2 separate regions of the Mus musculus genome follow, and region 1 is linked to region 2. Evidence: chromatin loops called from intact Hi-C (ENCODE). Cell type or tissue: gastrocnemius. All regions are shown on one strand.

Region 1 (8,000 bases), 100 kb before region 2:
GCGTTTGTAGCTCTGAGCACTTGAATTCAACTCTTGCAAAAAAGGTGCCTAAGAAAGTGAAGGCGAGGATAGTGGGCCAGACCTGGACCGACCGCAGGAGCGTGATTACCAGACTCTCTGCTGACTGCGCAGGCCTGGTGAGTTAAGGCCTTGGTAGAGGTTCAAGGGATTTTTTTCAGCTTGAAAGCCCCCTCATATTTTGGCAGCACTTCCCTTGTATCCGAGTGTAGCTTTTATATTAGTAATTTTGAGTTGACTTGGTGGTAACCACCAGTTTGTCTGCAAAGTTTTTATTTGCTGCTTCTCGGTTGGTTAGGTGCGTGCCTTGATTTAAAATGTTAATTACATTTTATTTACAGTGTGGAGGAGGTAGGGGTGTGTGAGTGTGCATCTGTGGTGATCAGAGAACAACTTGGGTCTCTCCTTCCACACTCTGGGTCCCAGGGATAGAACTCAGATTCCATCAGGTTTGGCAGCAGGTGCCCTTACCTGCTGAGCCAACTCGGAACTGCTGAGCCTTACCTACTGAGTGTTTTTGAGCTAAGAATACTTTCTTCCCCAAACTGTTGAAATGCAGTTCTAAACCCTTCTGTTGAATACTATTATCAGTTTAAAAGTAGTTCCTCTTCAGAAGGACTTTCTCTTTGCCATGTTTCCCTGGGAAATTTCCAGGAACACTGGGCTATTAATTCAGAAGTGAATACCACTGGATGGTTGCTTCCATAGGGAAACTTTGCACCCAATATGGACATGTGTGACCAGGGTCCAGCTTAGAGAAGTTGCCAGCTCGTTGCTTCACTAGTCTGAATTAGCGCAGCAGTGGTGAGATGTAGCTCTCTATTAAGGGCCTTTTTTCCTTCCCTTTTATTTCTTTGGACTTGGCTCTCTTCCTTCTGTTGTGAGCCACTCTCTGCATAGGAAATGCTAGTGTGGGGTAGAACCCAGTCATAGTTCTCAAAGCTGTGGGCTCTAACTTGGCCTCACCCACATAACCCGAGTCTTCTCTGTTTATCTGTGGTTTATAGCTTAAAAGGATTCTGCTCTCACCTTCTCTGCTCACTGTTGATGGACTAGCAGAGCCACAAAAGATTGTTAACCTAGCAATCAAAATCCACAGTGGCCATTCTTGTTACCTATAAAACTTACTGTAATTGTCTCATCAGCACTTCATGGTTTGTTTCTTTGTGCCTACTGCAAGTCCTTAGAAGAAGATGGCTGCCTACTGATGTGTCACCTTAACTGAGTTGACTGAGTGGCTGCTGGGCGTGTGGCTTTGGTCTGGAAAGTTTAATGGCGCCGTGTGCTGCTTGCTTCTACTTAGCTTTAGCAGCAAGGGTCTTGAAAAATTGGGTGGGTGGATAAGGACCACTATGACAATGTTAGAACAAGGACAGTCCCTAAGCATCTGCAGAGAGATACTCAGTTCACAGGGCTGTTTGTGAGCCCTGTCTGTTCCTTAGCTTGCACGTTGCAGAAGCGCCACTTTCTGAGCTTGACCCACGTGACCTCTCAGAGAGCATGTGCTTTGGCCTGGGCCCCTCTCATCTTCACACAAGAGCTCCAGCCTCACAGTTAAAGACTAATCTTTATGATTTCTGTGTTATACCTCCACAGACCTTGTCAAATGGCAGTGTGTTTACTTTGTTACTTGTTTTAGAGGCAGAGGCTTCCTTTGTATGCCAGGCTGGCCTCAAACTCAAGATGGATCCTTTTGCTTATCTCTCTGAGTGGTAGCATACAAAATGTGACTTAAGAATTCTCAATTCTTAACATTAGGTGATGAACTCAATTACGAGGCCAGGTAATGAACTGACACTTAAGAACGGGCCAAGCACAGACTCGTTGTGTAGTAATGAAATTCCAGAGTACTGGAATGTTTTGTTTGTTTCTATGTAGATCAGGATTGCCTTCTTCAGCTCTTGACAGTTGATCTCTTATCTTTGTTTCCCAAGTGCTGAGATTTCAGGCATGCACCACATATATGGCTTACTTTGGAATTTCTGAAAGTAGTTGTGTTGAGTTACTTTTCTTTGTTCTTAGCCCTTTCATTTTTGTATTCATTTGAGGTAGGTAGGTGATTTGTGAAGGAGAATCTTGGTCATTCTCTATGGTGATGAAGAGGGACTTGTGTTTCCTTGTTCCTTCCTGTGATAATCAGGTCTCCTATTTTCAGTTCCCAAATTTATTTATGCATACAGCAGCCTTGGGGCTTGTATCTATGGCTTGTCTAGTTTACAGAAGAGCTTCATCTTCATTAGTCTTCTTGGAGGTCCTGTAGACTAGGGAAGAGTCGGGGAAGCTGGACATTTGCTGCTGATCTTGGAATGTTTTAAACCCCTGCGAGGCATTCTGAAAATGCTTTTATAAAGTCCACTTTATCCGAGCTATTTGAGGAGAGTCTCTTAGCAAGCTTATAGAGTACCCCCCAATGTATTTTAAGTCCTAGTGCATGCCTGCTTTAGCTAATAGACAAGTCATTGTTTGTAATTAGCATATCCAGAGAACAACGTGGAGTCCTAGCATTTTGACTGGGATGAGTTCTCAGATGTCTTTAGAAATGGGGAAACCGAAGATCAGAGAGAGCAAGAACCCCACAGGGACAATGTCAGCGCTGGCAGGAGTGCTCCAGCTCTTTTTTTCCCCCTACTGTTCCCAGTTGGCAGATGGCATTAAGGTTTAGCTGCTCACTAGCAGATGTGTGGTAGATGCTGGCCATCTTATACTAAGGCTCAGTTACTCAGAATGCATTGTTTTTAATGATATTTGTTCTGTTGATTGTTCGATAATTTCTTCCATCTCTCTACTTTCAATTTAAAACAACCTCGCAAATTTAGTTTTAGCTCCCATTGTACTGATAGCATTAGGGCTTTGTAAGTTAAATTTGATTAAAATTAGCCATTAACTTAAGAGTATCATAGCTAGAGACTGCTTCCTCTAGGGTATCATTATATGTAAACTAGATAGTCTGGGTTGTGGCTTATTTACTCTTCTTTAGGTTAAGTAGGTAGGGGTTGAACCGAAGGCCTTCCATGTGCTAGGAGGGTTCTTTACCACTGCCTCCAGCCCTGGTTGTGGTGTTTTAAACTGTGGTTTAAAATATAACATAAGACCTTGTTTTCACATATCATTTATAAAATTGCAAAAATAACAGGATTTATAAAAGTGTGTAGCATATTAATATCACCCTCTGCTGTAACTTTTAACTTTTTATTTTATATGTATAAGTGTTTTGAGCACATGGTATATGCACCACTTGCATGCATGGTGCTCACAGAGTTCAGAAAGGGTATCAGATCCCATGGAAATGGAGTTTGGGATGGTTTTGTAAACCACCTTGTGGTGCTGGAAACTGAACCCAGTTTCTTTGCACGATAGCAAGTGCACTGAACTGCTGAGCCATTTCCAGAGCCATACCTGTAAAAAGAAAGGAAAGGACAACAGAAGTAGCATGGCCAAAGGGTAGTGGGTGAGTGCATCCACATGGAAGAGAGGTGCATGCACTTGTGTGCGTCTTGACAGCACACAGTATCCATCTCTGTCACATTTCCTGTGGAGTTGAAATGTGCCCCTTCCAGGTGTAATAAGAGCACTTTGGGGCTTTTCTTTTGACAGTTTTTCAGTAGGTGAAGAGTTTGCAATGATCTTCTAGGCCTTGAAATAAAATATAATTTCTTTGTCCAATAACGTGTTGAAAAACATTGTAATCTGAGTCCTGTTTGCTTTTGAAATTTTGAAAATTCTTGTATTATTTTTAAAAAGTTATCAGATCTAGTTAAGCTGGGTGGCTAATCTATGCAGCCCTGCGTCCATTCTTCATTATAGAAATAGCTGAGGTAGTGAGTTGACTATAAAACTTTCCACTTTATTTTGTGTTTGATGCACATTGTTAGGCTATGGTGCTTATTTTAAAAGATTCATTTACTTACATGTGTGTGCATGCATGTATAAGTGTGTTTCTTGGGTGTGTGTGTGTGTGTGTGTGTGCTTGCTTGCTGAGGGTGTCTAGTCCACAAGAAGTGTAGTTGCATGCAGGTAGTTGAGAGCCAGCTGACATAGATGCTGGGAACTAAACTCAGTTCCCTTAACCTTTGAGCCATTTCTCCAGTCTTGTATTGCTTTTTAATGTCATCTATTATGAATTTATACCTATCTATTTATGAATTTATACCTCTTTTTCTAGTAATGTTGCTTTAAATGAATAATATAGTCATTAACTCAACAGGAGGCAAGTCATCAGACCTTTCCGTTGTCCGCATGGTGCTTAGTACAGCCGGTCTAGTATAGACTACCCTCTGTTAACACAAGCAGGTGCAAAGAGAAGAGAATGCTTTTGAAAATAATGCAGTCTATGCAGTAGGGGGCACTAGATGAAGGCAAAAATGGATTCTTCTGTTGAATTAGCTGTAGCCTGTGTCTGGTTCGTATGTAAGTGACGTGGTCATTGTTTCCCCTTCATTGTTTTCTTGATGGATTTAGTTCTTAGTTCCAAACACTATGTGTGAAGGAGACAATAACTAACTTAATTCAGACCAAACGATCACAGTCTAATAGTTGTACACCTTTTCCTTACACATTTACTGTTCTTTGGAGTTTTAGGATAGAGAAGTAGGGACAACAGTTGATAATTCCTTATTTAGAACAAGTCATTAAAATTGTGTTTTTAATACCTTTTAAAAACAAAATGGAATTTTGTTAAAGAGAAAATGGAAAAGACCAATTATTTGAAGTGATTTGAAAACTTTGTTGTTGTTATTGGTGGTGGTGTGTATATGTGTGTGTGGGTATGTGTGTGTGTAAAATGGATATAATTAACCAATAGCTAATGTTGGTGGCATCATTACATGCTTGGGTTTTTGGTTTTTTTTTTAATTCCTTTCTAATCTATCCTCCAGTACAGTATCAGATGGAGATGATGCGCAGCCTTCGCCATGTCAACATTGATCACCTCCACGTGGGCTGGTATCAGTCCACATATTACGGCTCCTTCGTTACCCGGGCGCTTCTGGATTCTCAGTTCAGCTACCAGCACGCCATTGAAGAGTCTGTCGTCCTCATTTATGGTTAGTAGGAGGCTCCTTTATTATTCTTTTCCTCCCTTAATATTATTACTACTATTTTTGCTTTCTGTCTTTCTGCCTCTTGGAGCAGCCTGGCAGGCCTTCTCAAGTAAACATCAGCCCCGCGCTGCAGCAGCCTCAGCAGCAGCTAAGTCTAGACAGGGTTTCCTTCTTTCTGTTTATTTTTCTTGCTATCAGAGCCCTGATGTGTACGTTTTGGAATGCTGGAGTAGCTGCTTCGTTTTTTCCCCCCTCTCCCTCCCTCCTTGCAGGAGCTGGTGGAATGAGACCAGATGTCTAACAAACTCTCCCATTGCTGGAGTGTCTGGTTCTATACATGACTGACCAATCATAATACCGCATGCCAAGTTCTCTCTCTCTCTCTCTCTCTCTCTTCCCCTTTTCTTCTTTTTCTTCTTTTTTTTAACCTCTGACAGCAGCGTACAAAACCTGGACTGTTTCTTCGCACAAAGATTTTTTTCTTTTCGGCCTATTTAATGGTGTTTCCTCAAGCTCTCCAGACCAGATGTTCTGTGCTGTATCAGAACCGTAGGCAATTTAACAGCTTTATAGCCTCCCCCTCCCCAAACACTCACAGTTTGCCATATCTGGCAGACTCGCATATAGTTTCCAGCTGAGAAGTAAATGTAACGTCCTGAGTATCTGTCAGAAAAAATACTAATGAATACGATCAATCTTATGAGCTGCCCCGAAATTGTTTCAGTGTGTTAGCAATTGGATTACAGAGAGAACAAGTTGTTAAAGTGCACTTATATTGGCTGGAAACATTGCATCATCAGACCTTGATGAATTTTCCACTTGCTTCAATCTATTTTGGTTTTCATTTTATCACCTATTGCTAAAAGTTTCACTGTGTTGAATTTCAGACAACATGAATGTTAACACAGGTTTTAGGCGAACATTGGCTCTCCAGAGCAGTTATCATGCAGCAAGTGCTAAGCTCCCTTCCTTGTGGAGTGTTTAAGCAGTCAGTTTTGACAAAACTTATTTCCCTAAAACTATAACGACACTTTGCGATAGCACTTTGACTTAGTGGTTTGGTTTTTACAATCTGCTTTAATGAAGAACTGTGAACAGTGCTCACTGGGATGGATACATTTTGTTCCCAGGGCTATTCCTTTTCAATTTATTGATTGAAGGGCTATAGAAGTATTCACAGAGATTTTTCTATGCTTAATATTCATGAGTATTTTTCTCTTATTTACACAAAATCTGTAGAATTAATCATATATTTAATTTTCAACAAGTTTACTGGTTCTGCTTGAGGGATGGATTTGAAGGTATCCTAGCTAGATTTTGACTGTATTCTGGTTTTAATCAGCTTCAGATTATGTTCTGATTATTTAATTTGGTCTTCATATTTCAAAGCTGTGTGATTAGTAGCAGTGTGCCCAGAACTAGTACTATATGAGCGCTAGTGACAACATTCTCAGTAATAGCTTTCTCTTTTCCTTTTTTGAGATCCCATAAAAACTGCCCAAGGATCTCTCTCGCTGAAGGCGTACAGACTGACTCCTAAACTGATGGAAGTTTGTAAAGAGAAGGACTTTTCCCCTGAAGCGTAAGTGTTGCAGGCCCGTGAGGCATGTGGTAAACGACTTCGGGTTGTTTTGTGTGTGTGTTTTTTTACGAATTTCAGTTTGCCCCGCCGTGTCCTGAGTCCTTGGCTGGGCTGTGGTAGTGCTGTGTGGGTGGTGGACGGTTTCTGCAGCAGGCAGGTACCACTTGATCTCTCCTCCTCCGAGGTGAAGCTCTGTAGGAAAGTCTCGTCTGCGCTTTTCACTCCGCTGGGTGCAGTTAGTGGGAATTAACTAGCCCGTGTACCAAGCACGTCATAGGTGGTAGAGTGCAGGGACGGGGGAAGAGTGGCTAGCCACTACCAGACTGCAAGCTGCAGCCTGCTCCTGCACCCCGTGTCTGTCCTCTTAGATACATAGAAACAGTTCAGGGATTCAGAGGGCAAAAAGTGGCTTATTAGAAACTTAGGGGGTAATTAACTGTTCTGTGATCTGGCTTCGTAGTATGGGAATATTTTTTTCAAAAAAAATATTTACAATTCTTCTGTAATTGTGAAGTTTTTTTATTTCATATGAAACTTCATGTTGGACTAGTTTCCCACTGACTCCTAAAAATGTGTAGATTCTTAGAAGACAAGCTGAGTCTCGAAGCTCTAAGTATGGAGCTGTAGCCAGGCTAAGAGAAGCTGTGCTCCGCCTGTGCTCTGCCAGTGTAAGGCTCCTGTGACTGCTCTCTTGGAAGCACCCTTCTGTGGTGTGGAGGGCGCTGCCCTTTGCAGCTCCTTTAAGTGTGCATTCTATCAAGTACCTCACAGTGGCAATGTCAGAGTCACTGAAAAGTTAAGAATTCCTGACTGTAAAGAATAAGCAGGGATTTTTCTCCATTTGTTTGTTGTACTTTGTCCCTTATTTTCTGGCCTTTCAGCTCAGATTCATACCACTTTCAAAGTTACTCAAATGGACTTGGGTTTGGCAATCACTCCCCACCCCCAAGCCGTTAAAAGCACTAATGAAACAGAGCCTATGGAGGGTGCCTATAATTGGGTAAAATGTATGAACTACTCAATTTAGCATTCTGTTCTGACCACTGGCCTCAGGTATTTTTAACATGCTTCACAGATTGAAAAAGGCAAGCATCACCTTTGAGCACATGTTTGAAGAAGTGCCGATTGTAATTAAAAACTCACATCTGATCAATGTCCTTATGTGGGAACTTGAGAAGAAGTCAGCTGTGGCGGATAAGCACGAATTGCTCAGTCTTGCTAGCAGGTGAGTGACCCTGCCTAATGGAAGTCTTTTTTTTTTTAAATAATGCAAACTTTTTTGTATACTTTCCTGTGAAATAAGGAAAAATGACTGAGAAACACTTTGAGGTTACTAGAGTAAATGCAACAGCATGCACTGT
Region 2 (8,000 bases):
GATTGCTTCTATTTCCATTCTCAGGTCGTGAACAGTTTTAATCATTTCCTTCCCCTGTTTAATTGTATTTTCCTGAATTTCTTTAAGGGATTTATTTGTTTCCTCTTTAAAGACCTCTACTTCCTGTATTTCTTTGAGGAACTTATTGGCTTCCCTTTAAAGGCACCTGTCATCTTTATAAGGTTGGATTTAAGGTCATTTCTTGTTCTTTGGTTGTGTTAGGGTATCTAGGGCTTGCTATAGTCAGCTCCCTTTTCCCTGAAGGTACCATGTTGCCCTGGCTCTTCTCTGTGTTCTTCCACTGGCCTTTTACCATCTGGTTGTCCCTGGATGTTCCTGGTGTAGCGGGTATAGGGAAGGCAGGCCTAATCTGGATGTTCCCATGCAGCAGGCCTCCTGTGGTCAGCCTTGCACTGGTTGTCCTTGTGTAGTAGGCATGGATGTTCCTGGTTTGGTGGGCCTTGATATTACTTGTTCAGCAGGCCTGATAGAGGCCATCAGAGCAGTAGATCTCTGGGGAGAGCCTGTGGTTGGCTCAGGAAAACCAATCATTGAAAAAAGAAAATGACACCTGAGAAATGATGTTCAAGGTTTTCTTCTGGCCTCTGTTTGCACACACACACACAAGTACATTTATATGTACCCATGTACAGACAAACGAGCACACACATACATACACATATTCATACAAAGCCAACATAATGAATAAAGTGACATCTCTAAGATGCAAAGCCAAGCCAAACCAAACGCAACCAAAAAGATTTCAAAGCATTCTAAGTCATTCTTTCCTCTTCCAGAATTGGTTAAGCTCATCTAGTTTGCTATCGGTAGATAGACCCATAACAAAGCACATTGTTCCCTGGGGTTTACTGAGCTAGTTCAGAGTTCACCTTATAAACGTGCAGGGTAAAAATAATACTCAGGTGCCTTTAAAATTTGTGATGATTGATCTGAGACTTCAATTCTCCTAAATGCTCTAGTGCTTCAAACTAATGGATTCCAAGTGGACGCTTGTAAACAAATGTTTCCAATTTTACATACATGCTTTAATATAAAAAATTACGGAAGAGAGTAAAAATTGCTTACAACTTGTTACTTGGTACTTGCATGGCTTATCCATGGATCGCCACACCTGTAGTCACTGCATCATGAATGACAGTAGGAACTTGCCGGAGCAGACGCTAACAGTGGTGGCCAGTGGTCTGCTTCCAGGACATTGCTACATTGTATCAATTAGTTATATTTTACAAATTTTATAAAGTCACACTCACATGTACTTTTTAACAGGACTTGTGCATATACACTTGGCAATGCTATAAGGCCTGTTGTTTGGCCAAACACAGAAGTATTTATTATGAGGGTATTTTATTTTGTTGTCTATGTTTTGAGAAAAAGTCTCTGAACATAGTTCAGGCTGGCCTTGAACTTGGCAGTCCTCTTGCCTCTGCCTGCCAAGTGCTGGGTCAATAGGTTTATCATACCATGTCTAGCCTATGACTTAGATGGGATTAATACTTTCATGATGAAACTCTAAGTAAAGCACATTCTATCCTGTGAATAGGTGGACAGATTTCATCAAATCAGTTAGGATCTCGAAGACAAGGACTGATAGAGTGATTGGCACAGATTTTCTACTTTCTTCCTTCTGGGATTCACTCCACTGACTGCAGCAAATCAGTTTTGCTGACGTTTAGTGTGCCTGTTTGCTCTGTGAGTTTTAGACTTGTTAGCACACACAGTATATACAAAACAGAAGTCTCTCTCTCTCTCTTTCTCTCTCTCTCATTTTACTTCTGTGGACAATACAATAGTAATTTAATCTTATTTATTTATTTATTTATTTAGGTGGTAACTGTCCACATTTTGTCCTGCATAGAATTGCAATGATAGTATTATAAATTTCTTAAGTTACCAAACAAAGGTAGGTTGCATACTTAGAATTTTATGCCCTTCTAAGTACGCACTCCAAAGTGATACAAAATGCTCTTCTTCTCTACAGCACTGCCTTAAAGACATGTATTTATCTGTCGTAGTCTGTCGGCTCTGCTCTAGCCGAACACTGGCCAAGAGATTTATGATGAACAGAAATGTCCTACTCAAATCAAAACAACTCTGAGATTCCATCTCACACCAGTCAGAATGGCTAAGATGAAAAATTCAGGTGACAGCAGATGCTGGCTAGGATGTGGAGAAAGAGGAACACTCCTCCATTGTTGGTGGGATTGCAAGCTTGTACAACCACTCTGGAAATCAGTCTGGCGGTTCCTCAGAAAATTTGACATAGTACTACCGGAGGATCCAGCAACACCTCTCCTGGGCATATATCCAGGAGATGCCCCAAACGGTAAGAAGGACACGTTCTCCACTATGTTCATAGCAGCCTTATTTATAATAGCCAGAAGCTGGAAAGAATCCAGATGCCCCTCAACAGAGGAATGGATACAGAAAATGTGGTATATTTACACAATGGAGTACTACTCAGCTATTAAAAAGAATGAATTTATGACATTCCTAGGCAAATGGATGGACCTGGAGGGCATCATCCTGAGTGAGGTAACCCAATCACAAAGGAACTCACACAATATGTACTCACTGATAAGTAGATATTAGCCCAGAAACGTAGGATACCCAAGATATAAGATACAATTTGCTAAACACATGAAACTCAAGAAGAACGAAGACCAAAGTGTGGACACTTTGCCCCTTCTTAGAATAGGGAACAAAACACCCATGGAAGGAGTTACAGAGACAAAGTTTGGAGTTGTGATGAAAGGATGGACCATCTAGAGACTGCCATATCCAGGGATCCATCCCATAATCAGCCTCCAAACGCTGACACCATTGCATACACTAGCAAGATTTTGCTGAAAGGACCCTGATATAGCTGTCTCTTGTGAAACTATGCCGGGGCCTAGCAAACACAGAAGTGGATGCTCACAGTCAGCTATTGGATGGATCACAGGGCCCCCAATGGAGGAGCTAGAGAAAGTACCCAAGGAGCTAAAGGGAACTGCCACCCTATAGGTGGAACAACATTATGAACTAACCAGTACCCCGGAGCTCTTGACTCTAGCTGCATATGTATCAAAAGATGGCCTAGTCAGCCATCACTGGAAAGAGAGGCCCATTGGTCTTGCAAACTTTATATGCCCCAGTACAGGGGAACGCCAGGGCCAAAAAGGGGGAGTGGGTGGGTAGGGGAGTGGGGGGGGTATGGGGGACTTTTGGGATAGCATTGGAAATGTAAATGAGGAAAATACCTAATAAAAAAATTAAAAAAAAAAAAGAAAGAAATGTCCTACTCACACTTCTGGAAGCTGGGACTCAAGCACAGGTAGCAGCAGGGTTGACGTCTGAAGGCCCCACCTCCTCTGTTTCACTTCATGTGACGGAAGGCAGAAGGGAAAGAAAGGGGCTGGTCCTGAAGGGTGTTTTGTAGGGTGTAATGAAGGGAGAACCTTCATCACGTTCGTCCTCTAGAGCCCCAACCTTTTAATGGCACTAGAGTGGAGATTAAACTTCAATGTGATTTTAGGTAATGAGGTAGTGCTATGGGTTATGACTTATGCCATAGCACCAGCCCACTATTAAAATATGAGATGTTGAAAACAAATAATGTTATTTCAAAGTTAATTCTTGCTAGGCCCTTGAAATCCTTATGTAACCAAGGCTAGACTTGAACTCCTGATCTTTGTACCTTTGCCTCTCATGTGCTGGCTTTACAATCACGTGCAACAACACCTGGCTGGAGAAAGAATTTTAAAGGTTTAGGTTTATAAACTAGGTGGTACTTTATGTCCTTCTGTCTCCAAAAGTGAATCACGAGGTCTTCGTTACTGTTTTTTTTTTTGCTGTGAGGAGACACCGTGGCCAAAGCAATTTGTAACATAAAACATTTCATTGGGGTTTGCTTACAGCTTCTGAGGGCTAGTTCATGACCACTATGGCAGGGAGCTTGGCGACAGGTAGGCATGGCGTGGCAGTGGAACTGCAGCCAAGGGCGCACATCTGATCTGTAAGCTGCGGGCAGAGATGGAACAGGAGCAGAGATGTTGCACCGGCACACTTCCTTTGTGAAGTTCGCCTCCTAATCAACCCTTCCCAAACAGTCTACCAACTGGGAACCAAAGACTCGAATATGCGAATCTATGGAAGTCGTTCTCGTGTAACCTGCCATACTGTGTCTCTCATTCCCAAACATTTTTAACACTTTAAAAACAAAAACAAAAATATGGAGACAGAATTTCCTAACCTTCTGGGAAGTCCAGTGAAAAGATTTAAGGTACGATATCTCTCAGTTTGCCACAGGAGCGAGTGGCAAAGGAAAGATGGACCGTATCAGTGAAATTTTAACCAGGACCTTTGCATAATTAACGCATTACAAGTAGGACATTATAAGTTCAGATACCATTGTGTTTGCTTGACTGGACCTTACACACACCTATGAGGATAACCTTTAATTCGGAATGCAAATAAACCGAAGTGGCAAATGCTGAATAATGATTTCACTGAAAATTTTTCTCGAAGTAACACCAGATAGTCACCATTTTGTGTGCACTGAGCAAGGTAATTTTTACCATAGAGTTAATATTTTGGTTTGGTGTTAACATACCATATGATGGTAGTCCTTATTTTAACTTCTGGTTTTGGTCCTATTCTAAGATGGCATAAACAAATAAATGCAAGCGTGTTGAGGATGGGTGTTAGAAGGGCCTGTGGGCTGAGCTCAGTGGGAGAGAACTTGCCTACCTTGCAGGGAGCCCTGAGTTCAACTCCCCAGTTCCACAGAAGAGAAGGGATGGAGTAATTAGAAAGGTTTGGAGCTAAGGTTAGGCTCTTAAAGGTAAATGACTGAAGTGCGCCCCCATGTGGTGGGGGGAAAGGCCACAGCCACTAGCCACAAGCTACAGGGCGATACCCAAGAACTGGAAGTAAGAAAACAATCTGAACTCAGTGGAAAACCTCAGGGGCATCGAGGGACGCTGAGGGCGACAGTGCCAACTGGCATCTGTCCAGGATGCTAATGCCCCTCTTCTTACAGAAGTATCGAGGGACCGAGGGAGGAGGCGGGAAGGAGGCTAACTTGGAAGCCTATCAGGAAATACAGGAAATTTAATTTTAAAATTAGAAAAAGTTTTCATTTAATAGGATTAAGGAGAGCATTGGGTAAGTACTGTTTAAAAATGTAAAACTGCTCAGAATGGCAGCCGGCCAACCATCTATAGTAAGTCGCTTCTCCTCCCCATTATCTAGAATGGTTCTTTGTGTTTAACTTTTTCCCTCTGAAATACTAAACCCGTTGGCTGCTTGATCCATTTTAGCACATGCTTGCAAATGGAAGACATACAACATGAGGGTGTGTTTATTATTATTTTTTTCTTTAGACTGTAACTTTGGTTAAAACTATTGAAGTCCTGGCTTAGGGCTGGAGGAAAGGATTCCCTTTCTCAGGTAGCCAGAGTGGTCCTTAAGCAAAAAGGAACTAAGAGGCCCGAAACCAGATAGGAATAGAACTGATACCAGAATTTTTAATGCTGGAATACTACCCACGAACAGGCTCGGTTAGGCAGGTGCGCGCGCTGTGGCTCTTGGAGACACAGGGTGGGATGAAGTCTTCAAAGAGTACACTGTGTTTGGCTGCACAATTGTCTTTCCTCTTGGCAAAAGCTTGACTATTATACAAGGGTGGAGAGGAAGGCTAGGAAGAGATGAGGCCGGGTACACCCCACAACAGATTTCACCTTTAGGACCTCTGGGGGTTTAAATAAAATTCAAGACATAGAGTCAGTTCTTGAATACGTGACTTACCACTTAGCACATGGTATTTTTCAAGTCCAAGTTTGCAACTCTTTAAGGTGTATTTTTCCAAACCCCTTATTTTTCCATACTTATATATGGGACAGCCAAACTCTGATTCCCAGAAGACTGTGGACGATGCTTAAATCCCTGACTAGGCATTTAAGAAAGCAGGTATGACATCTCTTTAAGTCCTGGAGGAGAAGTGGTCTGTCTTTGAAATGAAATAACCCCCAGGATACAGTCCCTTGGTATCCTCAGTACACTGTTTCCAGGATCCTTCCCACTGACACAGAGCCTGCTCTCAGATTCCAAATCCACTGTGCAAAGCTACAAAGCTGCACAGTGACTGCACAGATGTCCAGATAGACTCATAATGAGTAGAACATCTCTGGATTTTTGTAACACAAGTTAAATGCATCTGAGTAGTCCTGAAGCTGAAATTTTGGAGGAAATAATAACACAAATATAGTCACACTCAGGAGAGTTGTGATTTTTGTGGGTTTAAAAAATACTTTTCATTTGAAGCTGTTTGGCTCCATGGAGATAGAGCCCATGGATAGAGAGGACCAGTTACATGTACAGAGTCTGACCACTTCTCAAATACCTATTGTTATCTTGGTGTCCAAGCCACCATTGTCCCCTGGCCTTTTCTAATGCTCCTTAGCTGCTGTTCTCTCTGCTCCCACTTTTGTTCCAGTGGAGCCTGTTGTAAGCACAGAGTCACAGTGACCATCTGCTAAGTAAGACCGTGTTCCTCCATCTTCAATGGCACCCATTTTTACTCAGATGAAGAGCCCAAGTCCCTCAAAGGCCTAAGGACTCTGCTGGGCTGGCCCTGTGCATACCTCCTGTCTCCCCTGCTCATACTTACACCTAGCCATGCATCTCTCTGTGCTTCATCAAGTAGCCCAAGTGCAGGCTTTCTTTTTTTTTCTGAAATATTTCTCTGAAATATTCTTCCATCAAACAGCTGTGTGAATTTTTTTATGCCCCTTGCCATTTGCTGATCTCTAGCATGGCAATATTCTGTGGTATTTCCTTTAGAAGACTTTTCACTACCTATCACCTACAAGGATTTATCTTTGTATTCTATATAGATGTGCCCGGGTCTTCTTTAGAGACACCATCTGTGGTGTCCATGCCTGCTGGGACTGTACTACTATTTAACAGCGATCTGTTTATTTCTAGCTTATGTAAAATGATCTTGAGTTTTATAAAGTCAATATTTCTTTATTTGGGGGCAGTTATATTGAACCATTGAAGACTTCCTGTGTGGATTCTTGAAGTGATTTTGGATGGCTGAGGTTTAGCTATAAGGATATTTCTTGTGAAGTGAATTATACTCTCCTGTGACCTCACCAGACTGTAGACTTGACCCTTACTGCAATGGTGGTTGGTGAAAGATGCTGGGGATAGAATGATGCTATTAACTCAATAGGACTGATGACCTTACAGGAGAGAAAAACCTTTGTTCTCTCTTTACCTATACAAAAGATAGGTCATATGAGGAAACAGTGAGAACGTAGACTTCACGTTCGAGGCAAGAAGCATCCTTACCAGGAACTGGGTCTGTAGGCACCTGGACTTCCTGGAGCCCAGAACTACAAGAAATAAACCTGTGTTAAGCTCAGCAGTCTGATGTGATATTTTGTTTTGGCACCATGAGCTACCTTCCAGAACGACAGAGAAATACGAGAAGAATAGCTTGTCCAGAGGAAGTTTTAGATGCTACTTGGCCACCTACTATTGTTTTTGTACGTTTTTTATAAGCACATTGTTTAATGGCTATATAGTATTATTAAATGAATTTTTCGGAAATAAGGATGAACTCAGGACCTTACAGAGGCTAACAAGACAACCACTTTCCCATGGAGCTGACTACTATCTGGAGGGTCTCCAGAATTGTCCAGGCAAGCCACAAACTTGTAATCTTCTGGCCTTAGACTCTCAGTAGCCAGGACTGCATATGTGTGTTGTGGCTGCTCATGGCTAGAATTGGAGTAGTTCCTAAAGTAAAGATTTCAATGAGATAAAAACCCTAGTCATCAATACACTAACTCAAGAATAACTTTTATTGAAGGCACTGATGTGTGGATGCCCTGTTTGTCATCTTTCCATTACTGTAACAAAATACCTAAGGTAATTAACTTAAATAGAGGAAAGGTTTATTTTGGCTGATGGTTTTGGCAGTTTCAGTTGTT

What was found. A loop is a pair of places that touch in the nucleus more often than their neighbours do. Peaks named below come from ENCODE experiments on the same cell type or tissue, not always from the same donor. Only the 100,000 strongest peaks of a DNase experiment are listed, where the experiment ranks them.
Region 1: it touches region 2 in a loop (6-fold over the local background); 8 of 42 quality-filtered maps call a loop at or near these places.

Annotation. Positions count from the first base shown.
Region 1 is chr15:51,796,252-51,804,251 of GRCm38, reverse strand. It overlaps Eif3h (eukaryotic translation initiation factor 3, subunit H), which reads left to right. Exons shown (of 8, transcript NM_080635.1): 3 at 4,893-5,060; 4 at 6,540-6,639; 5 at 7,715-7,864. Among named protein-coding and RNA genes, the nearest start is that of Gm41320, 25 kb to the right of the region's middle. In gastrocnemius, a CTCF peak has its summit at 4,369 (motif pointing right); no DNase peak of the experiment used is centred here; H3K27ac peaks cover 1,051 bases.
Region 2 is chr15:51,693,787-51,701,786 of GRCm38, reverse strand. No RefSeq gene overlaps it. Among named protein-coding and RNA genes, the nearest start is that of Gm34562, 45 kb to the right of the region's middle. In gastrocnemius, a CTCF peak has its summit at 4,869 (motif pointing left); a DNase peak (open chromatin) is centred at 4,936.